Linked DNA regions of Mus musculus: region 1 is linked to region 2. The links are chromatin loops, found by intact Hi-C in ENCODE. Cell type or tissue: left cerebral cortex. All regions are shown on one strand. Links, peaks and the distances in the headings refer to the core of each region. The heading gives the core; the rest is flanking DNA. Region 1 has its middle 10 kb from the start of Gm7827. Region 2 overlaps Gm5373.

Region 1 (15,649 bases), core at 3,922-11,921, 730 kb before region 2:
GAGAATGGGAAGAAATACACACACAAGCATAACACAGGCAGAGTAATGTAAACACATGTGCACAAACCCCTAAGATAAAGATTATTTTGAATCATGAATTTAAGTATACTGGTAAATAAATGCTGTTAATATACACCTGTTGTGTGACTAACAATTCAGGGAAATCTCTTCAGGGTGCTCTCCTTTATCTTCAGTGTTATCTTCATGGAAGTGGCAGATGTCCTGGAAATTTAACTTTGCATCATATGGTCCTTTATTCTTCTTTAATACCTGTCTCAAGCATATTTACACAATGAGGAAGGGGATAATGAGTCCGGTAACACGTGGTGTATGAAAACGTGCCTATGTCTGAAAATTCCACATGCTTTGCTGTATTCAAGTCCATTTCTCAGTGGATCCAGTGAACTAAATTCTAACATTTGAACAGTTTGAAGACACAGAGATTGCATGCTTCCTCATGCTTTCCCTTTGATCAACAGTGCTGCTTAACTCATTTTGTTGAACCTTCTCTGTGTTATATTGTTTGATGATGCAGAGTATGTTTTGGAGTGTGACTTTTTCATGTAAGTATCATGAAACCTGGTATTGAAGGGCAAAAGTTGGCTGCTAAGTTATGAATTTCTCAGAGATGTAAGGAGCAACAAATATATGGAGACCTTATTTGCCATGCAGCATCAAATCCATTTTCAACACTCACATTTCCTAAGTGTATCTGGTTGAAGCAGTGAGTGCTCTGGGTATCCCATCTAAGCTAGCATTATGGAATTTGATCACTTGTTTTGTGGCCAAATCCACTGGGCAAAACCCCTTCACAGCTTGGAATGAATCCTTCAGACGTTTGAAGTCACTCTTCTGTACCTAGATGATGGTTATGTTAGTTACTTTCTATGGCTGTAAGAAAAGACCATGAGAAAGACAACTTCCAGAAGAAAGGGTGTGTTTGAAGTTGGGCTCATGGTTCCAGTTGGATGCACACATCACCATGATGGTTCAGGCAGCAGGCATGGTACTGAAGCAGCAGCAGAATGATCACATCTTGACCTACACAGGAAAGAGAGAACTTTGTGGAAACGGCACCTGTCTACTGTAATCTTAAAGCCCATCCCAGTTACACATATCCTACAAAAAGGACACAACTCCTAATCCTTTCCAGAATAGGTCAGCCATCTGGAGAGCAAGCATTATATGAGCCTATGGGCCTCTGAGGTGCTGGATCAGGTCATTATATTCATCCTCTCTGTGTAACAACAGTCATGGTGATGCAGGATAGTTGATCATGCTGTGCTTGTGTTTGATTGTGTTGTTTACTCAATAAATTCTTGTCTAGTTATTGTGTGACTCAGCCTTTGCACAGAACTTTAATCTCTCTAGCAAGAATACAGACACTTCCTTAGTAAACACCCTTAATCCTAAACAATCAAGGTAAAGTTAGTTTGTAGAATAAATCACCTTGTTTGAAAGTGATGTCTAATTGCATGACAGAGAAGTTGATGAATCAGAGAAAGTTTTGATTAAATAGGATGTGTCCAACTCTCTCAAGAAGAAAGGAAAGGGAAGCTACTTGAGAGGTAGTGCAGAGAGAAACAGAGAGAGGAGGCATTTTTACCCAGAGAGTTTTAGAGAGATTCATTGAAGAGAGAACCAGCAAGACACGGGTGAAGGCAGAATGAACCAGAGAATATGAAGGAGTCAGAAGATTAGAAAAAAATTTCTAGTTAGTTTGAGGTCAAGTAGAACAAAACATCAACGGCCAAGAGAGAATCCAGGCTGAATCAGTTAGCATGGGGAGCAGCTTTGAGCTAGAACACCTGAGTTGAACCAGTCAGCCAGAGATGAAAAAGAACCTGAAATAACGGTGTGCTCATTCAGCAGTAAGTATGAGAGGCTGACAATATTCTAGGCCTATGCTAAGTTTCACAGAGGCTAGAAGCTTCCAGGACTAGGCCTAGGTTATCATTCAGATGGAGGTAGTAAGCATCAAAGATTACAATTACACCTAGTGCATAAAAGTTACTTTAACATAGAGTAAATAGGTGAGATTTTGGAAGGCATATATAGAATCCATACGTGGAACTCAGCAATTCCCCTCTGCTGTAGGTAGTGACGTACTTTATTCATGCACTTCACAATTCAGCTCCACTGTTCTGATATCCCAGGTATCTAATGGACAACTGTAGAAGATCATTCATTGGGGAAGGGTTAGTGTAGTGCAGAAGAGAGAGGTTCCTTTTGTTCTCAAAGCACCTCACTGCCCTATTCACCTCATCTGGCTGGAATTCCAAATTCAGGTCATAAAGACAGGAGAAGACACATTTTGTCCTTTCTTTTTATATCTTTCCATTTTGCAGAGAATGATGATGTGAGGTAGCAAAGAGCAGAAGATAAAAGCATAACACTAAGCAGGTCCCCATTAAAGATTTCTAGATACTCTGGGCCTTTTACTCATCATGCAGAAAGGAAGCAGAGGTTGTTGAATATCAGATAGTGTCCTTAGTGATGAAGTAGGTCTGAATACAGAAACATTTTGGGGAATATAAATCAAGATTCTGACATTAGCAGACAGGTGATAAAATGAATAAAATCAGTGAAACTTTAAATCAAAAGTAACATTGCCAATTTTCCTTATAGGTGCGAGGAAATAAACCACCTATTTTCTGTCCCTTTCCTAGGAAGCATAGAATTCATGTGCTTGAGGCTCCTGGTGACATTGAGCCAACTCAATCCACAAGTGCTGCTGACTGCAGGGCTCCTGCTGACATAGAACCAACTCCTTCACAACTTGCTCCTGGCAGGGGTGCTCCTGCTGATGTTGAGCCAACTCATTCCACCTGTGCTGCTGACACCAGGATTCCTGCTGAAATAGAACCAAGTCCTTCACAATGTGCTCCTGACAGTCCTGCTCCTTCTGATATTGAGAAAATTCATTCCCCATGTCCTTCTGACAGTTCTGAATCTGATGAAAAACATGACTCAGAAACAGGTAGTGACATTGGGTTGGATTCATAACTGATTCAGATTTTTACATGGAGCATGCAAGGGCCACACCCCATTGTGACCCAGAGCCTACTCCTGGTACCTGCACTTGCTGTTCCCTAGATTCCATTGAAAGAACTGACCTGAATGTTCTGACACTGCTTGGAGCATAAGACAAGTATGCTATTCTTTCTTCAGGTGAGGAACCCAGTCCTTTTCCTGACCTAGATGAAGATCTAGCTGAGAATTTTTATGACGCTTTAGAGTCAGCCGATCACACTGGTTATAGTGGGTCCACTGTCCAGGAACCTGGGTTTTTTTGGGCACCAGATATGCTACTGCTGCCGGTAATGCCCTTGATGTGATTTCTTACATTCCTGTTATCAATGATGACGTGGATTAGAAATCGAATTCAACAAGTGTGGTTTGAAGAAAATGGCCAAGGACCTTCCTCCAACAGAAAAGATAAACCCGGTAAGTTAGACAACAGTACTTACTTAAAATAGATGAACTTTTATTTTAGATAGAAAAGTAGATCTCTTTGGTACTAATAGTCATGATTAATACATTTCAATGCTATTTAAGCATTACCTAGAACCAGAAAAAATTGTTTCCTTTTCCCAACTTAATGAAAATACTTCACATAGTGTAACAAAGCCAGTTTAGACCAACACAACTGACCATGTAAAGTTGATTGGTACTTGGTTGTCTCCCATTCTGGAATGAGGAAATTTTTTTCAGTCCCAGGGAATACCTTGTGTTTTTTGAATGGCTAAGCAGAGAAATCTTCCTGTTAAACATTGGTGTCTATTTATCTCTGCTCTTCTGAACTCTGACTTGTGAGGATTCTATCAGCCTGGAAACAAACATTCCAAAGGAAGCGACATCTGAGAATAAAATTAACAAAACAAGCCTCCACCTTCTCACTGTTTCTCATTACATTGATCCTGATGATAATGACACTGATGCTGCTGCTGCTGCTGCTCCTGACAGTGCCACCAATGATGTGGCTGATGATACTATTGATAATTCTTGCTTTTCTTCTAGATGCCGCTGGAGCTGAACACTCCAACACACACTGACATATCCAGACACAGAGTGTAAGGAAGAAGTTTATTACATATATGTATATATATAAATTTTACAGTAAAATGTTTTATCTGATAGAAGACTGAAGTCAAAAATTATTGTTTTATTGGAGTCTTAGTTGTGCCATGTGATGTTTTCTGGAAAAATGTTTTTTTATTTGTTTTTATTTTTCACTTGTTTATTTCCCATCCTGCTCACTGCTCCCTCCCAGTCAGTCTCTCCCACAATCCTTGCCCCTTCTTACCCTCCCATTGTCCTCTTGAGTGGGTGGAGGCCCCCTGGTCATCTCTCAACCCTGGAATATGAAATCTCTGTGAGGCTAGGTGCTTCCGCTCCTACTGAGTCCAGTCAAGGCAGTCCAGCTAGAACAGCATATCCCGCATTCAGGTGACAACCTTTGAGATAGCCCCTGCTCCAGGTTTTTTTTTTTTTTGTTGTTGGTTTTTTTTTTTTTTTGACTGAAGTCCAAGCTGCACATAAGCTACTTATGTGCATGTAAACTTAGAGCCAAACTGTGTATGTTCTTTGGTTGATGGTTCAGTCTCTGAGAGCCCAAAGGGTTCATGTTAGCTTGTGGGATAAAGGGTGGCCTACATCTGGCTCAGGGCTTGGGCCCCTGGGTGAGGTGGGATGTGAGCAGTTTTGACTGTGTGCAATGCATGCTGGTGCCAGGAGGGCGTCAGGTTGCAAGAAGCCCTAGGACCCTTCTCCAAGATTAGGGGAGCACAGCCTGAACTTCCTGTAGACCTGCCAGTTGGCTCAGAGTTTCTGGCCTGCAGAGTCGAGGACAACAGGTTCTCAGGCTCTTGGACATTCCAGATGCCACTGGATGCCTCAGAAGAGCTGAGACTGGAGTGGGGGCCTGAGGGCTGGATCTTACCCAGAGCCAAAGGGAAAAGGGGGAGGAGGAGAGCTCCAGCTGGGTCTCCCTCTGGGAGGAGAGTCTTTGGCTTGCCTGGCAGGAAGCATGGCTTGATGGAAACTGTGGCTGGGAGCACAGAGAGGCCTTCTGCAGGAGATTAGACTTGGCTCTTTAGAGGAAGACCTGTTATGTTGTTCACCATGGAGAATTCTGATGAGAAGAAGCAGTCCATTTTTTATTAGATATTTTATTTATTTACATTTCAAATGCTTTCCCCTTTCCTAGTTTCCTCTCTGAAAATCCCCTATCATCCCCTCCCCCTGCTCCCCAACCCACCCACTGCCACTTCCTGACCCTGGCATTCCCCTGTACTGGGTCATAGAATCTTCCCAAGACCAAGGGACTCTCCTCCCATTGATGAGTGACTAGGGCATCCTCTTCTACATATGCAGCTAGAGACACAAGTCCCACCATGTGGGTTTTTTTTTAATTGGTGGTTTAGTCCCAGGGAGCTCTGGGGGTACTGGTTAGTTCATATTGTTGTTCTTCCAGTATAGCTACAGACCCCTTTAGCTCCTTGGGTACTTTCTCTAGCTCCTTCATTGGGGACCCTGTGTTCCATCCAATGAATGACTATGAGCATTCACTTCTGTATTTGTCAGGCACTGGCAGAGCCTCCTAGGAAACACCTATGTTAGGCTCCTATCAGCAAACTCTTGTCATCTGCAATAGGGTCTGTGTTTGGTGGTTGTTCATGAGATGGATCCCTATATAGGGTAGTCTCTGGATGGTCCTTCCTTCAGTCTCTGCTCTGAACGTTGTCTCTGTAACTCCTTCCATGGGTATTTTGTTCCCCCAGCTAAGAAGGACCAAATTGCAGCAGACTATCCCTTCTTTGGGTCTCCTGGCTATGTGAACTGGGTCTCTGGTGGCAAGTATGCAAAGGAATCAATGAATGACAAACAGAAGCAACAAGAGAGAGTGTGTAGAATCTGAGTGTAATGTCACAAAGGGAACATATATAATATAGGTAATATTTATAGAAAAGATAAAACAGCCCTGCCTAGGGTCAGCTAATGACAGGTAAGGATTTCACACCCTAGTCACAATTTGTGCTACTCCTTTGAGCCTTGTGAAAGCTAGCACCAGGGGGTTCTGCTATAGTAGACCTTCTCATGAATAAAGCAATACCACAAACCCCCATATTCCCTAGGCCTTGGTAAATTCTTGCATATGAAAGTAACTTGACTGTACTTTTAAGTATCTGTAGGGAATCTCCATTTGTCAGAAGAATTCACCAACTTGCATCTAATATGCAATGTAGCCTGCTATACCTGGTTGTAGTGAAGATTCTAAGTATACTTTGTTAAGCTTGCCCTGAGATTTCTAACTCTTATAAAGTAAAATACTGTAAGAAAACATACAAGACCCTCCACGATATTGCAGGGACAAATCTGGGGCATTCTAGCTATGGGAATGCCAAGGTTCCAGGAGGCTGAGTTTCCTTGAAACTCTTTGCCTCAGGACTGCTTCCAGGTTTTTGGCCTGTCAAGCGAGACACTACTGGAGTGGATATATTATCAAAGTATCCACACTTTGGTCTTCCTTCTTCTTGAGCTTCATGTGTTTTGCAAATTGTATTTTGGATATTCTGAGGTTCTGAGCTAATATCCACTAATACAAATTGGAAAGGAAGAAGTCAAAATATCACTATTTGTAGATGATATGATAGTATTTATAAGTGACACCCCAAAATTCCACCAGAGAACTCCTAAACCTGATAAACAATTTCAGTGAAGTATCTGAAAACAATATTAACTCAAAGAACTCAGTGGCCTTTCTCTATACAAAGGATAAACAGGCTAAGAAGGAAATTAGGGAAACAACACCCTTTACTATACTCACAAATAATATAAAATACCCTGCTGTGACTCTAACTAAGGAAATGAAAGCTCTGTATAAGAACTTCAAATCTCTGAAGAATGAAATCAAAGAAGATCTCAGAAGATGGAAAGATTTCCCATGCTCATGGATTGGAAGGATTAATATAGTAAAAATGGCTATCTTGCCGAAAGCAATCTACAGATTCAATGCAGTCCCCATCAAAATTCCAACTCAACGCTTCACAGAGTTTGAAAGGGCAATTTGCAAATTCATCTGGAATAACTACCTAGGGTAGCAAAAACTATTCTAAACAATAAAAGAACCTCTGGTGGAATCACCATCTCCTACCTTAAGTCCTACTACAGAGCGATTGTGATAAAAACTGCATGGTACTGGTACATCAACAGACAGACCAATGGAGTAGAACTGAAGACCCAGAAATGAACCCACACACCTATGGTCACTTGATCTTTGACAAAGGAGCTAAAACCATCCAGTGAAAAAAGACAGCATTTTCAACAAATGGTGCTGGCTCAACTGGCAGTTAGCATGTAGAAGAATGTGAATTGATCCATTCTTATCTCCTTCTACAAAGCTCAAGTCTAACTGGATCAAGGAACTCCACATAAAACCAGAGACACTGAAACTTATAGAGGAGAAAGTGGGGAAGAGCCTCGAAGATATGGGCACAGGGGGAATATTCATGGCCAGAACACCAATGGCTTGTGCTGTAAGATCAAGAATTGACAAATGGGACTTCATAAAATTGCAAAACTTCTATAAGGCAAAGGACACTGTCAGTAAGATAAAAAGGCAACCAACAGATTGGGAAAAGATCTTTAACAGTCCATGGTTTTAAAGCATTTATTGTCATGGAGGACTGTTGTGATGAGTGAAACTATACTCTCTTTCTCAGGGCAGGCCTGAGGTTACATACCTTTTGCAGTGAGTAGTGTCTGGGAAGGAGAGCTTAATTGGCTATGCTCTTCAGGCCTTTAGGAACCTCATTAAAATGGTCTTGAGGAGAGGCCTCCTAGGTGTCTAGGATCCTGTTGTCTAGGAGCGTGGCAAAGCACCTACTGTTCCTTGCAGAGTTATCTGCTGTGTCTCTGGGGTTTTTAACCTAGCTCAATCAGAAACTAGGCTGCCTTTCATGGTCCCACATTAGTTGATTCTGTTGTTCTTCGTGTGAAGTTCCTATCCCCTTAGGCACTGCCACCCTTCTTATTTTTCCACAAGAGTCTCCAAGTTCCATCTAATGTTTAGCTGTGGGTGTCTACATCTATTTAAGTCATTGCTGGGTGGATTCTCTCATAGGAAAGTATGTACCAGTATGTGTCTATGAGCATAACAGGGTATCATTAATAGTGTCAGGGACTGTTGCTTGCCCATGGGATGGGTCTCAAGTTTGGTGGGGTTTTGGTTGGCCATTCCCTTAGTCTCTACTCCATCCCCTATTCCTGCATTTCTTTAGACAGGAAAAGTTTTGGGTTAAAAGTTTTGTGGGTGGGTTAATGTCACTATTGCTCCACTGGGGTTCCTGCCTAGCCAGAAGAGGAAGCCTCCCCAGGCTCCATATCGCCAATGCTGAGTCACAGCTAAGCACACCCACAGTGATACTTGTGTGAATCCCCTATCCTATGTCTCCGTCTCTTCCTAAAGTTGCCCCCTCCTTACCATCCCTGTCAGTTGCAGATTTCCATTCATTATCATGGACCCCCCTCCTCCCCACACCAGACAATGAACCCACCTCTCCATCCCTATCTCCTTTCTCATGCAGTTCTCTCCCTCCATCTGCATCCCATGACCATTCAATAGAATCAAACATCCTTTCTTGTGCCCTTCTTCCTATCCAGCCTTCTTGGGTCTGTTGAGTGTAGCATGGGCACACTGTACTTTATGGAATGCATTCTGAGAGGGGAGAGGTTATACTTAGGCTCTTTTTTACTGAGCCTCACTGGATCATTTACCTGCTTTAGGGTCCTGGGCACCTAGACATACGTACTTTAAGACATCAGCTCCCAGGCCTTCTATAAGGAAAACAAAACAAAAAATTCAGTTAGTTTATAAATACTTTCCCATTGTCTCTTTTGAAGAACTGTATTGGATATTTTAACATGACTTAGTTAAAGAAACTACATACATTTTACTTCATTGTATATGCTTAACTTTTGTAGCTTTATATAGAGGAGTATTTTGCTGCTGTTTGTTTTCTATGCACTGTATGCTAGAATTGAGTGAGAAATGCCCTGGAACAGGAGTTATGGACAGTTGTGAGCTGCCATGTGGTGCTAGCACTCAAAACTGAGTGCACTACAAACAAAACTAGAGCTCTTAACTGCTAAGCCATCTCTCCATAATATTCATGTTAATTATACTATGTTATATATAATACGGAAAAATTTATCATAAGATCTATTGTCAACTTTAATGCAAAGACATCACCAAGAATTATTAGTTCAATATCTCCTGTGTTGGCTAATGGACCAAACAAAGACATTTTGAACTGTCACCGTGACCCTGCTCCCCCATACTCACCTTGTGCACATGTGGTGTATGCATTGATACACCTGTGAAGGACAGAGACTGACACTGTCATCCTCTCATTTTCCCGTGTCCCACACATGCGGAGCCTAGTGTGTGGTGGTCAGAGGACTTGCTGCTTGACAGTTCTCTTCTGCCACATTATGGGTTCTGGGGACAGAACTCAGGCCATCAAGCCTCCCTGTGTGTTCCACCCAGTGGTCCCTCAGTTTTAAAGACATGTTCACTCACCCAAATCCCTGGTGTGTTTGATTTACTCTCTTGAAGCACACTGACTCTCAGACTTGCAGGCAAGTAAGCTTTGGGGATCCCCTTATCCCCACATCTTCACTCAGGTTTTCAGGGCAAGTATTTTACCAATTGAGTTTTACCAACCACCCCTGCCCTTTATTCTTATTTCCTATTCTTATTCTGCACTAGGTTATGAAGGGGAACCAATCACACAACTGTAGATTTTCTGTAGTCCCCTTGCTTCTTGATCATTTTGTAGTTCTAAGGGGCTAATTATTCTTTAAGTTGGAGCTTCATATAGATAATACAAGAATAAATTATAAATTATAGTTTCAAGATATTCTTTTGCTCATTGAATGTTTTCTTTAAAAACACTGAATTGTCCAACTGTAGTTTTTCGTTCTATCAGTCCATTTCTTTCCCACACATAATTTAGATAGCTATAGTGTAGAATATAGATTTTACTATCTCCCCAGATCTTCCTATTCTTATATCTTTATGTTCCTCTTCTCAGTCAAGTTTCATACACTCTATAAATTTAAATTATTAAATGGAACGAGCCATACTCTTTGGAACCCTAGTTTCATTTTGCTTAAAGCCTTTTGAATATCAAGCATGGGAGTTGGATAGTATAGGTTACCACTTTGTAGAGATATTTACCCAATTTTTGTATGAGTCCAGGGGCACACTGATGATTTTATGGCAAAGCATGAGGTCCTGCTTTGCTAACATTTAGCACCTGGATTACCATGGACACTTTATCTATTACCTTAGGAGTGTGTTGTGCTCCTGCTGGTAGTGAGGTATGGAAACACTACTCATGGGCATAAAACAAAAGAAATATGGGAATGAAAAAAATCAAAGTATTGATGACATAGGGTTTAGATTTTCATTTGTTATCAAAAATTTATATAGATTCAAGAGATCTGTAGAATTGCATCTATAGGTCATTCCTATGCAAGACCCAAAGCCTGTCAATCATCCACAGGACACACACAACTTATCAAAATCTGTGCAACAACCCCCAACAGCCTGTTAATTATTCATAGGAAAAGCCCACAGCCTGGCAGTCATCCATAAGAAGTGCCCAAGTCCTGTCAACCATCCACTGGAAACGTCCCCAGCCTCAGTCATCTACAAGCAACTAACAGATGTTATCAATCAAATGGACCTATGTAATATGTGTAGAATATTTCACCCCAAATCAAGAGCTTGTAACTTTTTCTCATCACCTTCTGGAAATTTCTCCAAAATTGACCATATAGTTGGTCACAAAGAAAGCCTCATCAGCTACAAGAAAATTGAAATGACCCCTTGCATCCTATCAGAACACAGTAGGTTAAAGCTGGACTTCAATAACAACAGAAAAACCAGAAAGCCTACACACTCGTGGGAACTGAACAACTCTCTACTCAATGATCTCTGGGTCAAGGAAGAAATAAAGAAATTAAAGACTTTCTACAATTCAATGAAAATGAAAGCACAATATACCTGAAATTTAAGGGGCACAATAAAAGTGCTGCTAAGAGGAAAGTTCATAGCACCAATGGCCTCCATAAAGAGATTAGAAAGCCCACATTCCAGAAATTTAAAAGTACGTCTGAAAGCTCTAGTAAAAGAGGCAAACACACACAAAAGGAGTAGACAGCAGGAAACAATCCAAATCAGGACTGAACTCAATCAATTAGACACAAAGAAAACAACACCAAGGATCAACAAAATCAAGAGCTGGTTCTTTGAGAAAATCAACAAGATAGACAAACCCTTAGCCAAACTAAAAGGCATAGAGACAGTATCCAAATAAACAAAATCAGAGGTGATAAAGGAGACATAACAATAGAATATCAGAAAATTCAATGAATTAATAGGTTTTATTGAAAAACCTGTATCCACAAAGTTGGAAAGTCTTAATGAAATGGGCTTTTTTCTTCTAGACACATACCACTTACCAAAGTTAAATCAAAATCAGGTAAACTATTTAAACCGTCTTATACTCCCTGAAGAAGAAAAAGCAGTAACATTCTCACAACCAGCTCTTAACCTCTTGCTCTCTTGCCTCTCTCTTGCTCCTTGTGCCCCCCTCTCTCCCTTCTCCTCTCTCTCCATGTGACCATGACCAGCCTCTATGTCTCTACTTTCTCCTTCTGTCTGCCTTTCTCTGATTCTGCTACCCTCTTAACTCCCCTCCCCATGACCTAAATAAGCTCCATTCTATACTTTAAAAGAAAAAAAAGTCTCATAACTGAAAAGCCCAGGACCAGATGGTTTTAGTGCAGAATTCTACCAGAACTTCCAAGAAGAGCTAATACTCCTCAAACTAGTCCACAAAATAGAAACAGAAGGAACACTGCCAAACTCATGGTATAAGCAACAGTCACCCTGATACCTAAACCAAGAAGCACTGAACAATGAAAGAGAACTTCAGACCAATTCCTTTTATAAACATTGATGCAAAAATACTCAAGAAAAGACTTGCAAAACAAATCCAGCAGCACATTAAAAACATCACCCATCATGATCAAGTAGACTTCATCCAGGGATGCAGGAATGATTCAATACATTGCTAGGGTTTCTTCTCAAAGATAAAAATGTTTTTAAAACAGAGTGATGGGTGCATAATTTTAATGACATACTAAGAAAGCACTACTAGATTGTATACTTTCAAAGAATGAACTTAGTACATAAGTGTATTACATACCTGTAAACCCATTATTATTGAAAGATAAATTATGTTTATTTCATGTGTATGTATATCTTGCCTACATGTATGTGTGTTCACTGTGTGCATGTCTGGGCCTGTGACAATGCAAGAGGATTTGGATAGCCTATAATTGGCTTTGAAGATGGTTGTGAGCTGCCTTGTAGGTGTTATTGTAGGTTGCAGGATTTGTAGCTGACAGATATTGAGGATTTCCTTTGTCCTCCAGTAGCAACAGGTTTCCTTCCAATCTTATGAACTCTGGTTAGTAGGGTGAAGAGTCTAGTTAGACCCAGCTCAACCTATTGCACTGTGATGACAGAAAGGTGACCTTCAGAAATCAGTCCTAACCATCACATTGTGTAGACCATCCAACAGTCTTGGCACTAGCCTGTGCTGATAGTTGAGGCTTTATGTAGGACCCTTTGGTTAATGACTCAACAGGTTGCAACCCATTCCTCTTACTGGAGGTGTAACTTGGTGGCACAGGATGTGTAGTTGGAGCCTTGTCTCCTCTGTCAGTTTTTGGCTCCATAAGGATCCCTTGCGGATAAATCCCATATGGATAAATCCCATACGGATAAATCCCATACGGATAAATGTATAGGAGGCTGCTAGAGTAGCCAATTTCCATATAGCTTTTCAAAGGGCCTTTAGTGTTTGTGGTCCCTCCCCTTATTTCCTACTTTACCTAGGCCTGCATGCCAGGGCTGTGGGTGCTTACATAACCGAAGGAAACTGACCCTCTACATTATCAGGTAGGAATCCCTGGGCAGCCAACAAGGGTGACCTGGATACAATGGAGAGACTCAACTCCAGTCAATATCATGTTGATGAATAGGAGGGGCAGGTAACAGAGCCTGAAAGAGGTGAGGGCAGTGGAAGGGTGTACCCCATGCCTCTACCTTTCTCTCCCAATTGCCTATTAAACCCTCCTGTTCTAGCTTTTCTTTCTCTCTTTATAACACTATACACTACTTCCTCTTCCTTGGGAGATAGCATTCTCCCACTGGTTTCTTACAAGATAGTAATCCTGTGTGGTTATTTAGATTGTAGATCTCATTTCAGATCCTTGAACACTAACATCCTTAAAAGAGGCCACATAACATATTTGTGGTGTTGGGTCTGGGTTTGGCAACACAGGATGATCATTTTTGCCCCATCAGGCCAGTTAGGTCCACATATTGGCAGGGCTGCAGGGTTGCAAAGGATATGAACCATCACCTAACTCCCCTCAGTATTCCCTTTGAAGGCCATGCACGAAGATCTAGTGCAGAGTCAAAACTGACAGTGCTTTGCCCAGGCACCCAGGAGGGTGGGCTCCTGCCACCACAGTCTGAGGCAGCCATGCATAGAGCATAAGCATAGCACCATTGTGTGCTCAGAGCATGTCACTGTGGTTATGCTAGCAGAGCTGTACTGCTGCTACCTGCTGAAGTACAGTTCACTTCACAGTGAACTGGCTGTGCTCTCCTGCTTTTTACTTGCAAGACTTGCCTTTTTTTTGTTATTGTTTTGTTTCTTTCTTTAATTATAGAATTTTGGAGGCAGTGATCAGCTAAAGGGAAGGGAAGAGAGGGAAGAGGGTTCGTGGGCGGCCCTAGGCTCCAATAATGGAGGAAGTCCTCAATGATGACACCCAGACAGTAAATATTCGCAGAAGGGGACGCTGGTACACCCGCCTGTGGCATTCATGTCTGGGCCTTAGATGCATGCGTCCTCAAAAAAAAAAGAAATTTCGTCTCCACTGGATTGGCTATGATCCTATAGGTCCATTACAACGAGCAGCTAGTATGGGTGACCTGGATACAGTGGAAAGATTAATCCACTCCAGTCAACATCATGTGGATGAATCTGATAGAAGGAACAGGTAATGCCGCTTGAAATTGGTGAGGGGGGTGGACAGAGGCGGGTGGGACCTGTCAGGTATACTCAGAGACAAACAGGGAGAAAAATCAACTTCCAGGGCCACATCCTAATGGAGGAGAGATGGCATGCTTAGGTTCATTTTCTCTGGGGTCCCCTGCATTGTCTACGTGTTTAATGCTCTTAGGCATATGAGACCTGCATACCCTGGAACACCAGCTCCTAGACCTTAATCAAACTACATCACTTTATTTTTATGTTACACTAAAATTTTCAAGACACTCACCCACAGCATCACACACATAAACATAAACATACACACACAGACACAGACACACACACACACACACACACACACACACACACACACACACACACACACACAGGTGTTTTGCCTATGTGCATTTTTATGCAGCATGTGATAGAATCAGGTTCATGGTCCCCTGGAATTGGAGCTATACATAGTTGTGAGCTGCCATGTGGGTGCTAGCAATCAAAACTGAGTGCTCTAGAAAACATATCTAGATCTCTTAACGGCCAAGCCACCTGTCTAGATTTGTCTTAATATATAGGCCATTAATATTAATATACAACACTGGAAAATTTATCACAAGATAAATCTTCAACCTAAATGGAAAAAATCACTACAAAATCTTAGATCAATATGACCCATTTATGCTAATGGATCAAACAAAGACATTCTGAACTGGAACAATGACCCTGTCCCCCGCCACGACCATCCCTGGTACTCGTCTTATATACATGTTGTTTGTGCATTGATACACATGTGAAGGGACTGACATTGTCTTCCTCTCACTTTTCTGTGCCCCACACATGCAGAACTAAGTGTGTGGTGGTCAGAGGACTTGCCACTTTACAGTTCTTTCCTGGCACATTGTGGGTTCTGGGGACTGAACTCTGACCATCAGAGCCCCTGGTGGGTTCCACCCAATAGTCCCCCAGTTTTAGAGACGTTCACTCACCCTAATCCCATGGTATGTTTGATTTACTCTCTTGGAGCACACTGATTCTCAGACTTGCAGGCAAGTAAGGTTTGGGGATCCCCATGTCCCCACATCTGCATTCAGGTTTCCAGGGCAAGTGTTTTACCAATTGAGTTTTACCAACCATCCCAGCCCCTCATTCTTATTTCCTATTTTTAGGTCGTACTAGGTTATGAAGGGGAATCAATGACACAACTGAAGATTTCCTGTAGTCCACATGCTTCTTGAACATTTTGTAGTTCTAAGAGGCTTTAGGTTGGAGCTTCATATAAATAATAGATGAATAAATTATAAATAATAGTTTCAAGATATTCTTTTGCTTATAGAATGTCTTCTTTAAAGACACTGAATTGTCTAACTGTAGTTTTTTATTCTGTCAGCCCATTCATTCCCCACACATAACTTAGATATCTACTGTGTAGAATACACATTCTGCTCTTTCTCCAGATCTTTCCAGTCTTATACCATTATGTTTCTCTGCCCAGTCAAGCTTCTTTA
Region 2 (15,649 bases), core at 2,981-10,980:
ATTTGTATGGTCCTAAATTCTTTATTTTTGAATTTTAAAATCAAGGCCAATTCTGAGATAAAATACGCTATGCTGGTTTTTTTTTTGAATGAACTACAAAAAAATATGAAAAACAAAGATGGAGAAAAAAAATGTGTTCCTCTGAACAGATTCAGTGAGAATGCATGAGCTTCTGTGTGTAGAAAATAGATGTGCGTGTCACTGCTAGAGGTGCCCTGGGAATGAAGTTGAGTGATCTTTACCTCTGTTTTGGCTTCAATGTCTACGTTGTGCTCAAGGAGCATTTTTACAATACTTATGTTACCCCTGGATGCAGCATGGTGGAAGGCTGTGTTCCCACTGAAATCTATCAGATTTGGATCCGCATTGTGGGTGAGCAATACAGAAACACAATCCACATTGTCTCGTTGGGTGGCCTGTAAAATTGTACAAAGAAATACATCTTAAATTCAAGGAAGTCAAGAGAGATGTTTTCTACCATTGCACTGAATAGTTTCCCTTAAATAAAACATAGAGTTTCACTTCTGCATATTATCACTCTCTTTAGACACAAGGTCTTTTAAGAACCCCCAGGTTTGCCTAACTTTATAATGTCTCCACCACATCTCTTTCCCAGTGGTAGAATTTAAGGGTTCTGTCAACACACCTAGATATTCTAAGAATTATGGTCTGTGCTGGTTTGTTGTTGCAGTGCAGAGATTAGTTGTTTGGTTTGGATTTTTTTCTTTTTTTTCTTTTTCTTTCTTTTTTTTTCTTTTTGCCAATGTGACACAAGCTTAACACACCTGGAAAGATCCTCACTGGAGGAAATGCCTCTATGAAACTGGCCTCTGGGCAACTATATGGACTTTTTTTTTTTTTTTTTAAATTTAGATGAAAGTAGAAAAGCCCAGATTTTAGGGGTTGGTACATGCCTGGGACAAAGTCCTCAGTTGTATTAAAAAAAAAAAAAAAAAAAAAAAAAAAAAAAAAGAGGCTGAGCAAGCCTTGGAAAAAGCCATAGAAAAGCTGTATTCTCCTGTGAACTCCAGTTTAGTTCTTCCCTCCAGTTCCTGATTTGAGCTCCAGCCCTGGTTCCCCTTGAGAATGATCTGTGATGTGTAAATGTAAGCCAAATAACCATTTCCTTTCCTGAGTTGTTTTTGATCAGTGTTTTATCACAGCAACAGAAACCAAACAAGGACAACCTCTAGTCCAGTTCATATCAAAACAGATGGCCAATAGCTACCTTAATCAAGGGTGTACAGCCTGCATCATCCAGGATATCAATGCTGGAATTATTTTCTAATAATAGTGCCACCACGTCTGGATGGTTGTGGGCACATGCATAATGGAGTGACGTCCTGCAAATGGAAAGGACATTTAGGGACATTCCCAAATGCTAAATAAGAGCCCCATCTCCTTTAAGCACCACATACTATGAAGCTAATTTTCTTCTGATATAAGAAAATAACTGGAATTGCCTTATTTATTTATGACTACTCAAATGTTCATTTACTGTGCTAGGGATATAGTGCATGGCTGTCCCCACATAAGGCAGGTGTTCTCTCACGACCTTCATCCCTGTACAAAGAATCATAGAAAAGTTCCCAGTAAGTTCATCTCAGCATGAATTCAAATCCTACTCTAATATCTGGTACTCACTAGTGACTACCTGGGATTTCTATGAGCTCCATGACTCCATTTCCAGATCCAAAGAATGGAGATTAAGTATAGCTGTTATCTTACCCGGGGCTGCTGGGAGGCTTCAGGTTGGATGGGCAAGAACTCTGCTAGAACATTACAAGCATTTACAGCTCCTGAGAGTTCAGCATTTGCTCATCATGATAATGATTTCTCTTCCTTGTTATAACAAGCACAACATTTCAGTGAATGTAAAACAGGATTCTATCAACAGTACACATATAAAACTTTTCTATTCAAAGAAGTTTACATTTCTTTAAAAATAACTCTCTTCACCATTCAAGTCTTGAACATGATAATCCTCCTAACTCATCCTAAATAGTGGCCAGTGACACTGGGATCACATTCCTTTTTCATTCACATTTTAGCCTCCCTAAGATTGGAATGTCATTTATCATTTCTATTATTTTATAACTATAATTGCCAATATTTTTAAATGTTTCTCTACAAAATAAAGGGTTATCATGAAACCCTTTGTGCCTTACATTGAACAAAATATGGCACAATTTACAGGTAAATGGCAATGATCTCTCATATCTATGTAAATTCTAAACAACAAACAAAACTCTAAACACTCAGTTATCAATTCTTTGATTTTTTTTTGTTTGTTTCCACATTCCATTTTTTTATGCCCATGAGTAGTGTTTCCATACCTGGTAGCAGGGGGAGCACAACCTAGTTGTTAGGTAATAGATACAGTATCCATGGTAATCCAGGCACTAGATGGTAGCAAAGGAGGACCTCATGCTTTGCCATAAAATGGTCAATGTGCTCCTGGACTCACACCAAAATTGGGTCAATATCTCTACAAGGTGATAACCTATGCCATCCTAGTTCCCATGCTTGATATTCAAAAGGCTATAAGCACAATGAAACTAGGGTTCCAATGAGCATGCTTCAGTTCATTTAACATTTAAATTTATAGAATGTAAAGAAGCTTGACTGGGCAGAGAAACATAATGGTATAAGACTGGAAAGATCTGGAGAAAGAGCAGAATGTGTATTCTACACAGTAGATATCTAAGTTATGTGTGGGGAATGAATGGGCTGACAGAATGAAAAACTACAGTTAGACAATTCAGTGTCTTTAAAGAAGACATTCTATAAGCAAAAGAATATCTTGAAACTATTATTTATAATTTATTCATCTATTATTTATATGAAGCTCCAACCTAAAGCCTCTTAGAACTACAAAATGTTCAAGAAGCATGTGGACTACAGGAAATCTTCAGTTGTGTCATTGATTCCCCTTCATAACCTAGTACGACCTAAAAATAGGAAATAAGAATGAGGGGCTGGGATGGTTGGTAAAACTCAATTGGTAAAACACTTGCCCTGGAAACCTGAATGCAGATGTGGGGACATGGCGATCCCCAAACCTTACTTGCCTGCAAGTCTGAGAATCAGTGTGCTCCAAGAGAGTAAATCAAACATACCATGGGATTAGGGTGAGTGAACGTCTCTAAAACTGGGGGACTATTGGGTGGAACCCACCAGGGGCTCTGATGGTCAGAGTTCAGTCCCCAGAACCCACAATGTGCCAGGAAAGAACTGTAAAGTGGCAAGTCCTCTGACCACCACACACTTAGTTCTGCATGTGTGGGGCACAGAAAAGTGAGAGGAAGACAATGTCAGTCCCTTCACATGTGTATCAATGCACAAACAACATGTATATAAGACGAGTACCAGGGATGGTCGTGGCGGGGGACAGGGTCATTGTTCCAGTTCAGAATGTCTTTGTTTGATCCATTAGCATAAATGGGTCATATTGATCTAAGATTTTGTAGTGATTTTTCCATTTAGGTTGAAGATTTATCTTGTGATAAATTTTCCAGTGTTGTATATTAATATTAATGGCCTATATATTAAGACAAATCTAGACAGGTGGCTTGGCCGTTAAGAGATCTAGATATGTTTTCTAGAGCACTCAGTTTTGATTGCTAGCACCCACATGGCAGCTCACAACTATGTATAGCTCCAATTCCAGGGGACCATGAACCTGATTCTATCACATGCTGCATAAAAATGCACATAGGCAAAACACCTGTGTGTGTGTGTGTGTGTGTGTGTGTGTGTGTGTGTGTGTGTGTGTGTGTGTGTGTGTGTATGTTTATGTGTGTGATGCTGTGGGTGAGTGTCTTGAAAATTTTAGTGTAACATAAAAATAAAGTGATGTAGTTTGATTAAGGTCTAGGAGCTGGTGTTCCAGGGTATGCAGGTCTCATATGCCTAAGAGCATTAAACACGTAGACAATGCAGGGGACCCCAGAGAAAATGAACCTAAGCATGCCATCTCTCCTCCATTAGGATGTGGCCCTGGAAGTTGATTTTTCTCCCTGTTTGTCTCTGAGTATACCTGACAGGTCCCACCCGCCTCTGTCCACCCCCCTCACCAATTTCAAGCGGCATTACCTGTTTCTTCTATCAGATTCATCCACATGATGTTGACTGGAGTGGATTAATCTTTCCACTGTATCCAGGTCACCCATACTAGCTGCTCGTTGTAATGGACCTATAGGATCATAGCCAATCCAGTGGAGACGAAATTTCTTTTTTTTTTGAGGATGCATGCATCTAAGGCCCAGACATGAATGCCACAGGCGGGTGTACCAGCGTCCCCTTCTGCGAATATTTACTGTCTGGGTGTCATCATTGAGGACTTCCTCCATTATTGGAGCCTAGGGCCGCCCACGAACCCTCTTCCCTCTCTTCCCTTCCCTTTAGCTGATCACTGCCTCCAAAATTCTATAATTAAAGAAAGAAAGAAAACAATAACAAAAAAAGGCAAGTCTTGCAAGTAAAAAGCAGGAGAGCACAGCCAGTTCACTGTGAAGTGAACTGTACTTCAGCACGTAGCAGCAGTACAGCTCTGCTAGCATAACCACAGTGACATGCTCTGAGCACACAATGGTGCTATGCTTATGCTCTATGCATGGCTGCCTCAGACTGTGGTGGCAGGAGCCCACCCTCCTGGGCAAAGCACTGTCAGTTTTGACTCTGCACTAGATCTTCGTGCATGGCTTTCAAAGGGAATACTGAGGGGAGTTAGGTGATGGTTCAGATCCTTTGCAACCCTGCAGCCCTGCCAATATGTGGACCTAACTGGCCTGATGGGGCAAAAATGATCATCCTGTGTTGCCAAACCCAGACCCAACACCACAAATATGTTATGTGGCCTCTTTTAAGGATGTTAGTGTTCAAGGATCTGAAATGAGATCTACAATCTAAATAACCACACAGGATTACTATCTTGTAAGAAACCAGTGGGAGAATGCTATCTCCCAAGGAAGAGGAAGTAGTGTATAGTGTTATAAAGAGAGAAAGAAAAGCTAGAACAGGAGGGTTTAATAGGCAATTGGGAGAGAAAGGTAGAGGCATGGGGTACACCCTTCCACTGCCCTCACCTCTTTCAGGCTCCGTTACCTGCCCCTCCTATTCATCAACATGATATTGACTGGAGTTGAGTCTCTCCATTGTATCCAGGTCACCCATGTTGGCTGCCCAGGGATTCCTACCTGATAATGTAGAGGGTCCGTTTCCTTCGGTTATGTAAGCACCCACAGCCCTGGCATGCAGGCCTAGGTAAAGTAGGAAATAAGGGGAGGGACCACAAACACTAAAGGCCCTTTGAAAAGCTATATGGAAATCGGCTACTCTAGCAGCCTTCTATACATTTATGCAAGGGATCCTTATGGAGCCAAAAACTGACAGAGGAGACAAGGCTCCAACTACACATCCTGTGCCACCAAGTTACACCTCCAGTAAGAGGAATGGGTTGCAACCTGTTGAGTCATTAACCAAAGGGTCCTACATAAAGCCTCAACTATCAGCACAGGCTAGTGCCAAGACTGTTGGATGGTCTACACAATCTGATGTTTAGGACTGATTTCTGAAGGTAACCTTTCTGTCATCATAGTGCAATAGGTTGAGCTGGGTTTAACTAAACTCTCCACCCTACTAACCAGAGTTCATAAGATTGGAAGGAAACCTGTTGCTACTGGAGGACAAAGGAAATCCTCAATATCTGTCAGCTACAAACCCTGCAACCTACAATAACACCTACAAGGCAGCTCACAACCATCTTCAAAGCCAATTATAGGCTATCCAAATCCTCTTGCATTGTCACAGGCCCAGACATGCACACAGTGAACACACATACATGTAGGCAAGATATACATACACATGAAATAAACATAATTTATCTTTCAATAATAATGGGTTTACAGGTATGTAATACACTTATGTACTAAGTTCATTCTTTGAAAGTATACAATCTAGTAGTGCTTTCTTAGTATGTCATTAAAATTATGCACCCATCACTCTGTTTTAAAAACATTTTTATCTTTGAGAAGAAACCCTAGCAATGTATTGAATCATTCCTGCATCCCTGGATGAAGTCTACTTGATCATGATGGGTGATGTTTTTAATGTGCTTCTGCTTTTGTTTTGCAAGTCTTTTCTTGAGTATTTTTGCATCAATGTTTATAAAAGGAATTGGTCTGAAGTTCTCTTTCATTGTTCAGGGCTTCTTGGTTTAGGTATCAGGGTGACTGTTGCTTATACCATGAGTTTGGCAGTGTTCCTTCTGTTTCTATTTTATGGACTAGTGTGAGAAGTATTAGTTCTTCTTTGAAGTTCTGGTAGAATTCTGCACTAAAACCATCTGGTCCTGGGCTTTTCAGTTATGAGACTTTTTTTTTCTTTTCTCTTAAAGTATAGAATGGAGCTTATGTAGGTCATGGGGAGGGGAGTTAAGAGGGTAGCAGAGTCAGAGAAAGGCAGGCAGAAGGAGAAAGTAGAGACATAGAGGCTGGCCATGGTCACATGGAGAGAGAGGGGAAGGGAGGGGGGCACAAGGAGCAAGAGAGAGGCAAGAGAGCAAGAAGTTAAGAGCTGGTTGTGAGACTTTTACTGATTCTACTTCTTCAGGGAGTATAGGGCTGTTTAAATAGTTTACCTGATTTTGATTTAACTTTGGTAAGTGGTATGTGTCTAGAAGAAAAAAGCCCATTTCATTAAGACTTTCCAACTTTGTGGATACAGGTTTTTCAATAAAACCTATTAATTCATTGAATTTTCTGATATTCTATTGTTATGTCTCCTTTATCACCTCTGATTTTGTTTATTTGGATACTGTCTCTATGCCTTTTAGTTTGGCTAAGGGTTTGTCTATCTTGTTGATTTTCTCAAAGAACCAGCTCTTGATTTTGTTGATCCTTGGTGTTGTTTTCTCTGTGTCTAATTGATTGAGTTCAGTCCTGATTTGGATTGTTTCCTGCTGTCTACTCCTTTTGTGTGTGTTTGCCTCTTTTACTAGAGCTTTCAGACGTACTTTTAAATTTCTGGAATGCAGGCTTTCTAATCTCTTTATGGAGGCCATTGGTGCTATGAACTTTCCTCTTAGCAGCACTTTTAGTGTGTCCCTTAAATTTCAGGTATGTTGTGCTTTCATTTTCATTGAATTGTAGAAAGTCTTTAATTTCTTTATTTCTTCCTTGACCCAGAGATCATTGAGTAGAGAGTTGTTCAGTTCCGATGAGTGTGTAGGCTTTCTGGTTTTTCTGTTGTTATTGAAGTCCAGCTTTAACCTACTGTGTTCTGATAGGATGCAAGGGGTCATTTCAATTTTCTTGTATCTGAAGAGGCTTTCTTTGTGACCAACGATATGGTCAATTTTGGAGAAAGTTCCAGAAGGTGATGAGAAAAAGTTACATGCTCTTGATTTGGGGTGAAATATTCTACACATATTACATAGGTCCATTTGATCAATAACATCTGTTAGTTTTATTATTTCTCCGTTTAGTTTTTGTCTGGATGACCTGTAGATTGGTGAAAGAGAAGTGTTGAAGTCTCCCATTAATAATCTGTGGGGTTTGGTGTATGCTTTAAGCTTTAACTGTGTTCTCTTACAAACGTGGTTGTCCTTGTGTTTGAGACATAGATGTTTAGAATTGAGATATCATATTAGTAGAATTTTCTTTTGATAAGTATGAAGCATCCTTCCCTGTCTTTTTTGATTACCTTTGGTTGAAAGTCTATAATATTAGATATTAGAAGGTTTTCATCTTGGTTTGACTCAGCTTGATACTTAGGTCTGCTTGCTTGAAAAATTTTGGTTCAGCCCTGTACTCTGGGGTAATGACTATCTTTATTGCTGGCATGCGTTTCTTGTATGCACTACAATGGTGTGTCTTGTTTTCACATCCATTCTATTTGCTTGTGTGTGTGTGTGTGTGTTTAATTAGGGAATTAAGTCCATTTATATTGAGAGATATTAATGACCTGTGATTGATAGTGCCTATTTTTTTTTTGAAGCTTAAAAATGAAAGCTTTATTTTCTGAGTGCTAAGGAAGGTAGCCATTTCATGATCTGAACTGTGTCCCTGAATGGAGACTGTACAACCTTTTTATAGAATGGAAACAAAAAGCAAGGGGGGGGGGTTGTTGTATTGACCAATTTTGACATAAGGGCTTAAGGAAGGAAATTAACATTGGTGACATTCTGGGCCTTATCTGGGTCACCTGGTTCAGGGTCCTTGATTTAGCTTTTGCAGTCAGGTCCCTTTCTGGACTCTGGCCCAGAAGTTTAGAATGCTAAGGGAACAAAGGAGTGGGCAAGTCACACACATTAATTAAGTCAAGACAGGCAGCACACTTATGACTTGTGTGCCTTAGTTTACATAAAGGGATAACAGCTGTCTTCCCTTTTTACATCCTCCACTGGCCATCAGACAAACCTGGAACACTTGAAGGAGCAGAACAGGAAGGAGTTAGGTTGTGGAGCCTAGGAACATAAACTCAGTTTTGACCCTGTCAGCAAGGTATTCCAAGGAGTTTCTGAGATGACTGGACTCAGGAAACTGTCTCCTAACAGGGTGGGCACAGGCGCATGTAGGATAAAAGGAGACAGTGTAAGAGCCCTAAGTAACACAACACAATGCTGCTGAAAGCTCAGAACATTCTCAAAGGTCTCACTAAGCTCAAAAGGTAAGAAATCTTCCAGAAGTTTCTTGTCTCACATACCTGCTTCCCATCCCCATTCCTCATTGCCTCTAGGGCTTGCAGTCTATAGGCCCAGCCTGGGCTGCCTTAGGAGCATGTGGTTCAGGCCTCACCCTCTCCTCCTGGGAAGGCAGGTCACCCATGTGGCAAGCTAGTGGCTCTGACCTTGAATGCCTGTGTGGTGTTTGCCTCATGAGCCTAATCTAACAAACATGCTCCACAAATTGTTTCAGAGTAAAAATAACCTGAGTGCCCCTGTTTTAAAGAAACAGCCTTCAGTCCTTTCTCTAACTCCTCTGTTAGGGACCTTGGTTCAATCCAATGGTTGGCTTCGAGGGGGGGGAGGGGTTGCAGGGAAGGAACCAGGTAGGGGGATAACATGTGAAATTTAAATAAAGAAAATAACCAATAAAAATTAATTCAAGTCAATAAATCAAATAAGGAGTTTCACCAAAAACCAACAATAACAGCAAGCCCACCATGTAGGCCCCTCCCTGACTGCAGGGCCTGAGAGCCAGGCCTGGCCATTGATAACTCATTTACATAGTCCTCTCCCCTCTCCCTTTATCAATATTTGATGGCAGGCTTCAGCATGCTTTTGGTGGCAAGTCCTTCTGGAGCCCCTCCTCATTGACAGTGATGCAAAGGAGGTCTCAGCAGGAGCTCACATCTCAAGTCACCTCCTTCCTGAGGTCAAGGTGGCCCATGATTGGCTGGGCAGCTGTGGCTGGAGCCAAGGCATTATGTTGATGAATCCTAATGATGTGGGAAGGCCCTGGCAAGCCACCATGCAATTAGAAGCCTGTTCATGTCTGGGTGGGTTCCAGACAGAGGCAGGGCTAGGATCAGGCAGGAGCAGGCACATCTAGGGGATCTGCTTTGCAGGTGGATGGGGGTTTTACATGGGTCATCATCTCCAAGAGAAACCCACGGAGGGCCATTTAATTAAGTCCAGCAGCTGCTCAGAAACCATAGTCATGCCAGAGCAGTGCATGATGTCTCTGTACAGGTTACAAGGAGGAGGGCACTCCCCACTACAATAGCACAGGTGGCTGCCCGCACCCTCGGAACACCAGCCTCTGTGAAGTTCATCACTATCTGCATCCATTAAACTGTCTTTGGCAGTGAGGCAGCTGTGTCTGGTGACAGGGTCTGTTGGTAAGTAAAGGTGTAGTGACAGGTTCTGGGGGCCAGGGATGAATATACAATGTCAGTTTCTGACCTCTTCTCAGATAAATAGGAGGGGGTGATAAGGCAGGAGGGTCAATTTTCGGCTACTTGGTGTCTCTGGTCTGGATTCCTAGTCCATAAATAACTCAGTGCCTTCAGGAGGCCAGACATGCTGGCTGCACCAGGAGCCTATGTAAGGGGCCACAGCTGACTGTGGAGCAGGCACTGTTGAACTCCACAGTTCTTCCTCTGATATAGAGATGTTCCCTGGCTTGGAGAGTCTTCCGAACATGGATTTATTATTCTATAGGAAAGAAGCCTGACATTCTGTTGGCTCAGACCAAGGTACTTGTTTTGGGGCCATGACCTGAGCTTACTTCTCTGGATGTTGGCACCCAGACCTGGCTCACTCACATAGATGGGACTGCCCCAAGACCTTCTCGGGACACAGCAAGACACTACAAGGGACTCCATTTCATGCTCATTGACCTGGACTGGCCTGAGCGTTCACAGGTGGCTTGATCCATTCTCTCTACCTCTACCTATGGTAAGTTCAGTATAGTGAGAGAGCTGGGGTTTTTCTCATCCACTGGCAGCTGTGTGCTCTCCCCCGGATGGGCAGGTAGGGGAGAAGAGGGAACTGGCAAAAAATCTTGGAGTCAGGTGCCCTTCTCTGGTTCCCCTTGCTGGTCCTGGTACACTGTGGGTCACTTCATGCTCTTGTGCTAGATGCTCCTCTCTATATTCCTTTTCTTTTCTTTTTTTCTTTCTTTCTTCTTTTTTCCAGTGGCATTATCTTTTTTTCTAGTCCAATATCTACTGGCAGATTCAGACAGTGCTTAATAAAACTTTAGTTAGGTCACTGTACACCTTCCTGATATAATTTTCATATTCAGCTTCCATTTCTTTTTTTTTGTAGAACATGATTTTAATATTTTCAACTGTTAATATTCAACAACAAACAAAACAATCGTTTTAAGATATATTTCATTGTTATATCTCCCTTTTCATTTCTGATATTATTAATTTGGATACTGTCTCTGTGCCTTCTTGTTAGTCTGGCTAAGGGTTTATCTGTCTTGTTGATTTTCTCAAAGAACCAGCTCCAGGTTTTGTTGATTCTTTGTATAGCTCTTTTTTTTTTTTTTTTTTTTCTATTTGGTTGATTCAGCCCTGAGTTAGGTTCATTCCTGCGATGTGCTCCTCTTGGGTGTATTTGCTTCTTTTTGTTCTAGAGCTTTCAGGTGTGCTGTCAAGCTGCTGGTGTAAGCTCTCTTCAGTTTCTTTTTGGAGGCACTTAGAACTATGAGTTTTCCTCTTACCATTGCATTCATTGTGTCCCATAATTTTGGTATGGTGTGTCTTCCTTTTCATTAAATTCTAAAAAGTATTTATTTTCTTTCTTTATTTCTTCCTTAACCAAGTTATTATTGAGTAGAATGTTGTTCAGCTTCCATGTGTAGGTGTGCTTTCTGTTTTTTGTTGTTGCTGTTGTTGTTGTTGTTGTTGTTGTTGTTATTTAAGACCAGTCTTAGTCCATGGTGGTCTGATAGGGTGCATGGGATTATTTCAATCTTCTTGTGTCTGTTGAGGCCTGTTTTGTGATCAATTATATGGTCAGTTTTGGAGAAGGTACCATGAGGTACTGTGAAGAAGGTATGTTCTTTTGCTTTAGTGTACAATGTTCTATAAATATCTGTTAGATCCATTTAGTTCCTGAGTTCTTTTAGTTTCACTGTGTCTGTTTAATTTGTGTTTCCATGATCTGTCCATTGCCGAGAGTGGGGTGTTGAAGTCTCTCACTATTATTGTGTGGGGTGTGGTGTGTGTTTTGAGCTTTAGTAAAGGTTCTTTTATGAATTTAGGTGCCCTTGCATTTGGAGCATTGGTGTTGAAAATTGAGAGTTCTTCTTGGTAGATTTTACCTTTGACCAGTAGGAAGTGCCTTTCCTTATCTTTTTTGAAAACTTTTGGTTGAAATTTGATTTTATTCAATATTAGAATCACTAGTCCAGCTTGTTTCTTGGGACCATTTGCTTGGAAAATTGTTTTCCAACCTTTTGCTCTGAGGTAGTGTCTGTCTTTGCACTGAGGTGCATTTCCTGCATGCAGCAAAATGCTGGGTCCTGTTTACATATCCAGTCTGTTAGTATATGCCTTTTTGGGGGAATTGAGTCCATTGATGTCAAGAGGTATTAAGGAAAAGTGATTGTTGCTTCCTGCTATTTTTGTTGTTAGATGTGGAATTATGTTTTTGTAGCTATCGTCTAAACTCAAAGTTTGTTGAAATATTAATTTTTTGTTTTTTCTAGGGTGTAGTGTTTCCCTTCTTGTGTTGGTGTTTTCCATCTATTATCCTTTGTAGTGGAGGATTTATGGAAAGATATTGTGAAAATTTGGTTTTGTCATGGAATATCTTGGTTTCTCCATCTATGGTAATTGGGAGTTTGGCTGGGTATAGTAGCCTGGGCTGGCATTTGTGTTCTCTTAGGGTCTGTATGACATCTGTCCAGGATTTTCTAGCTTTCATAGTCTCTGGTGAGATGTCAAGTGTAATTCTAATAGCTCTGCCTTTGTATGTTACTTGACCTTTTTCCCTTACTGCTTTTAATATTCTGTCTTTTTCAAACTTCTTTATGAAGGCACTTACTGCTATAAACTTTCTGCTTAGCACAACTTTCATTGTATCAAATGAGTTTAGGTAAGTTGTGCAGTCATTTTCATTGAATTCTAGGAAGTCCTTAAACTCTTTCTTTCTCCCTTGACCCAGAAGTCATTCAGTAGAGCAGTTCAGTTTCCATGTTTGTATGCTTTCTCTTGTTTCAGTTATTGTTGAATTCCAGCTTTAACCTGTGGTTGTTTGATAGGATATAGGGCATTATTTCAGTTTTCTTGTATCTATTCAGACTGGTTTTGTCACCAAGTACATGGTGAATTTTGGAGAAAGTTCCATGAGGTGCTGAGAAGAAAGTGCATTCTTTTCTGTTTAGATAAAATGTTCAGTGGATGTGTTAGGTACGTTTGGTACAAGATGTTTATTAGCGCCAGTGTTTCTCTGTTTAGTTTTTGTCTGGCTAACCTGTCCTTTAGTAAGGGCAGGGTACTGCAGTCTTCCACTCTCAATGTGTGAGAGTTGATGTGTGATTTAAGCTAAAGTATAATTTTCTTTACAAACGTGGGTGCCCTTGCATTTGAGGCATAAGTATTAAAATTTAAATAACATTTTTGCGGATCTTTCCTTTGATAAGCATAAAGTGTCCTTCTGTCTCTATTGATTAATTTTGGTTTGAGTCTATTCTGTTACATATTAAAATGGCTAGATTAACTTGGTTTTTAGGTCCACTTGCTTGGAAAATCTTTTTCCAATCCTTTACTCTGAGGGAATGTCTAATGCCTGTTATTTTGTTGGTGGTGGTAGTGATGGTGATTTCGGCAGCAGGGGGGGGGGAGAGAGTTGGTGATGTTAGAAATGTGTGTGTGTGTGTGTTTTCCTTCTGTTGGTTTTTCTAGTGTGAGAATATTTATCTCCTGTGTTTTCATAGGTGTAACTCAAGTTTCCTTGGATTATACCTTTCCTTTTAGTATCATCTGTAGGGCTGGATTTTTTTATTTTATCATGCAATATCTTGTTTTCTGTATCTATACTGATTGAATGTTTTGCTGGGCATAGTAGTTTGGAATGTCATCTGTAGTCTGACAGATATATTTTCAGGTCCTTCTTGTTGTTATAGTCTTTCTGTTATGAAGTCAGGTATAACTCTGGAAATCAGTCTGGCAGTTCCTCAAAAAACTACCGGGGGGGGGGGTGGGGGCTGGTGAGATGGCTCAGTGGGTAAGAGCACTCGACTGCTCTTCCAAAGGTCCGAAGTTCAAATCCCAGCAACCACATGGTGGCTCACAACCATCCATAATGAGATCTGACTCCCTCTTCTGGAGTGTCTGGAGACAGCTACAGTATACTTACATATAATAAAAATAAATAAATCTTTAGCTGGGCATGGTGGCGCACGCCTTTAATCCCAGCACTTGGGAGGCAGAGGCAGGCGGATCTCTGAGTTTGAGACCAGCCTGGTCTACAGAGTGAGTTCCAGGACAGCCAGGGCTACACAGAGAAACCCTGTCTCGAAAAACAAAAAAACAAAAAAAAAAAAAAACAAAAAACAAAAAAACAAAAAAACAAAAAAACAAAAAAAAAAAAAAACTACCGGGGGATCCCGCAATACCTCTCCTGGGCATATATCCAGAAGATGTTCCAACCGGTAAGAAGGACACATGCTCCACTATGTTCATAACAGCCTTACTTATAATAGCCAGAAGCTGAAAAGAACCCAGATGCCCCTCAACAGAGGAATGGATACAGAAAATGTGGTACATTTACACAATGGAGTACTACTCAGCTATTAAAAAGAATAAATTTATGAAATTCCTAGGCAAATGGATGGACCTGGAGGGCATCATCCTGAGTGAGGAAACTCAATCACAAAAGAACTCACATGATATGTACTCACTGATAAGTGGATATTAGCCCAGAAACTTAGAATACCCAAGATATAAGGTACAATTTGCAAAACACATGAAGCTCGGGAAGAACGAAGACCAAGGTGTGGATACTTTGCCCCTTCTTGGAATTGGGAGCAAGGCACCCATGGAAGGAGCTATAGAGACAGAGTTTGGAGCTGAGACGAAAGGATGGACCATCTAGAGGCTGCCATACCCGGAGATCCATCCCATAATCAGCCTCCAAATGCTGACACCATTGCATACACTAGCAAGATTTTGCTGAAAAGACCCTAATATAGCTGTCTCATGTGAGACTATGCCGGGCCTACAAACACAGAAGTGGATGCTTTCAGTCAGCTATTGGATGGATCACAGGGCCCCCAATGGAGGAGCTGGAGGAAGTACCCAGGGAGCTGGGGGGATCTGCAACCCTATAGGTGGAACAACACTATGAACTAACCAGTACTCCCTCCCCCCCAGAGCTCGTGTCTCTAGCTGCATATGTATCAGAAGATGGCCTGGTTGGCCATCAATGGAAAGAGAAGCCCATTGGTCATGCAGACTTTATATGCCTCAGTACAGGGGAACGCCAGGGCCAAGAGGTGGGAGTGGGTGGGTGGGGGAGTGGGTGGGTGGGGGATTGGGTGTGGGAGGGTGTAGGGGACTTTTGGGATAGCATTGGAAATGTAAATGTAATAAATACCCAATAATAATAATAATAAAGAAGTCAGGTATAATTCAAATAGGTCTCCATTTATATGTTACTTGGCCCTTTCCCCTTGCAGCTTTGACTATTCTTTCTTTGTTCTGTATATTTACCATTTTTAATATTATGCAGAAAGGGGACTTTCTTTTCTGGTGCTTTCTCTTTGATGTTTTATAATCTTGTGCTTTTATAGTCATCACTTTCTTTAGGTTAGGGAAGTTTTCTTCTATGATTTTGTTGAAAGTATTTTCTGGGCATTTGAGCTGAGAATCTTCTCCTTTTTCTATTCCTATTATTCTTAGGTTTGGTTTTTTCATAGTTTTCCAGATTTCCTTAATGGTGTGTCAGGAAATTTTTAGATATAACATTTTCTTTGACTGATACATCAATTTCTTCTATCATATCGTCTATACCTGAGATTCTTTCTTCTGTTTGTTCTTTTGATGATGCTTGAATCTGTACTTCCTACTTACTAACCTAAATTTTCCATCTCCAGAATTCTCTGTTTGCATTTTCTCTATTGCTTCTATTTTCTTTTTTAAATCATTAATTTATTCATTTTTACACTCCATATTTTATTCCCCTCCA

What was found. Hi-C counts contacts between places; a loop is a spot of excess contacts. Peaks named below come from ENCODE experiments on the same cell type or tissue, not always from the same donor. Only the 100,000 strongest peaks of a DNase experiment are listed, where the experiment ranks them.
Region 1: it touches region 2 in a loop (4-fold over the local background); 27 of 42 quality-filtered maps call a loop at or near these places.

What each region holds. Positions count from the first base shown.
Region 1 is chr8:71,122,435-71,138,083 of GRCm38, forward strand. It overlaps a transcript of Gm7827 not described here. Among named protein-coding and RNA genes, the nearest start is that of Gm7827, 10 kb to the right of the region's middle. In left cerebral cortex, for the core only: no CTCF peak of the experiment used is centred there; DNase peaks (open chromatin) are centred at 8,408 and 8,633.
Region 2 is chr8:71,852,930-71,868,578 of GRCm38, forward strand. It overlaps Gm5373, which reads right to left. Exons shown (of 13, transcript XM_017313040.2): 2 at 1,229-1,343; 3 at 243-416. Among named protein-coding and RNA genes, the nearest start is that of Gm5373, 20 kb to the right of the region's middle. In left cerebral cortex, for the core only: no CTCF peak of the experiment used is centred there; no DNase peak of the experiment used is centred there.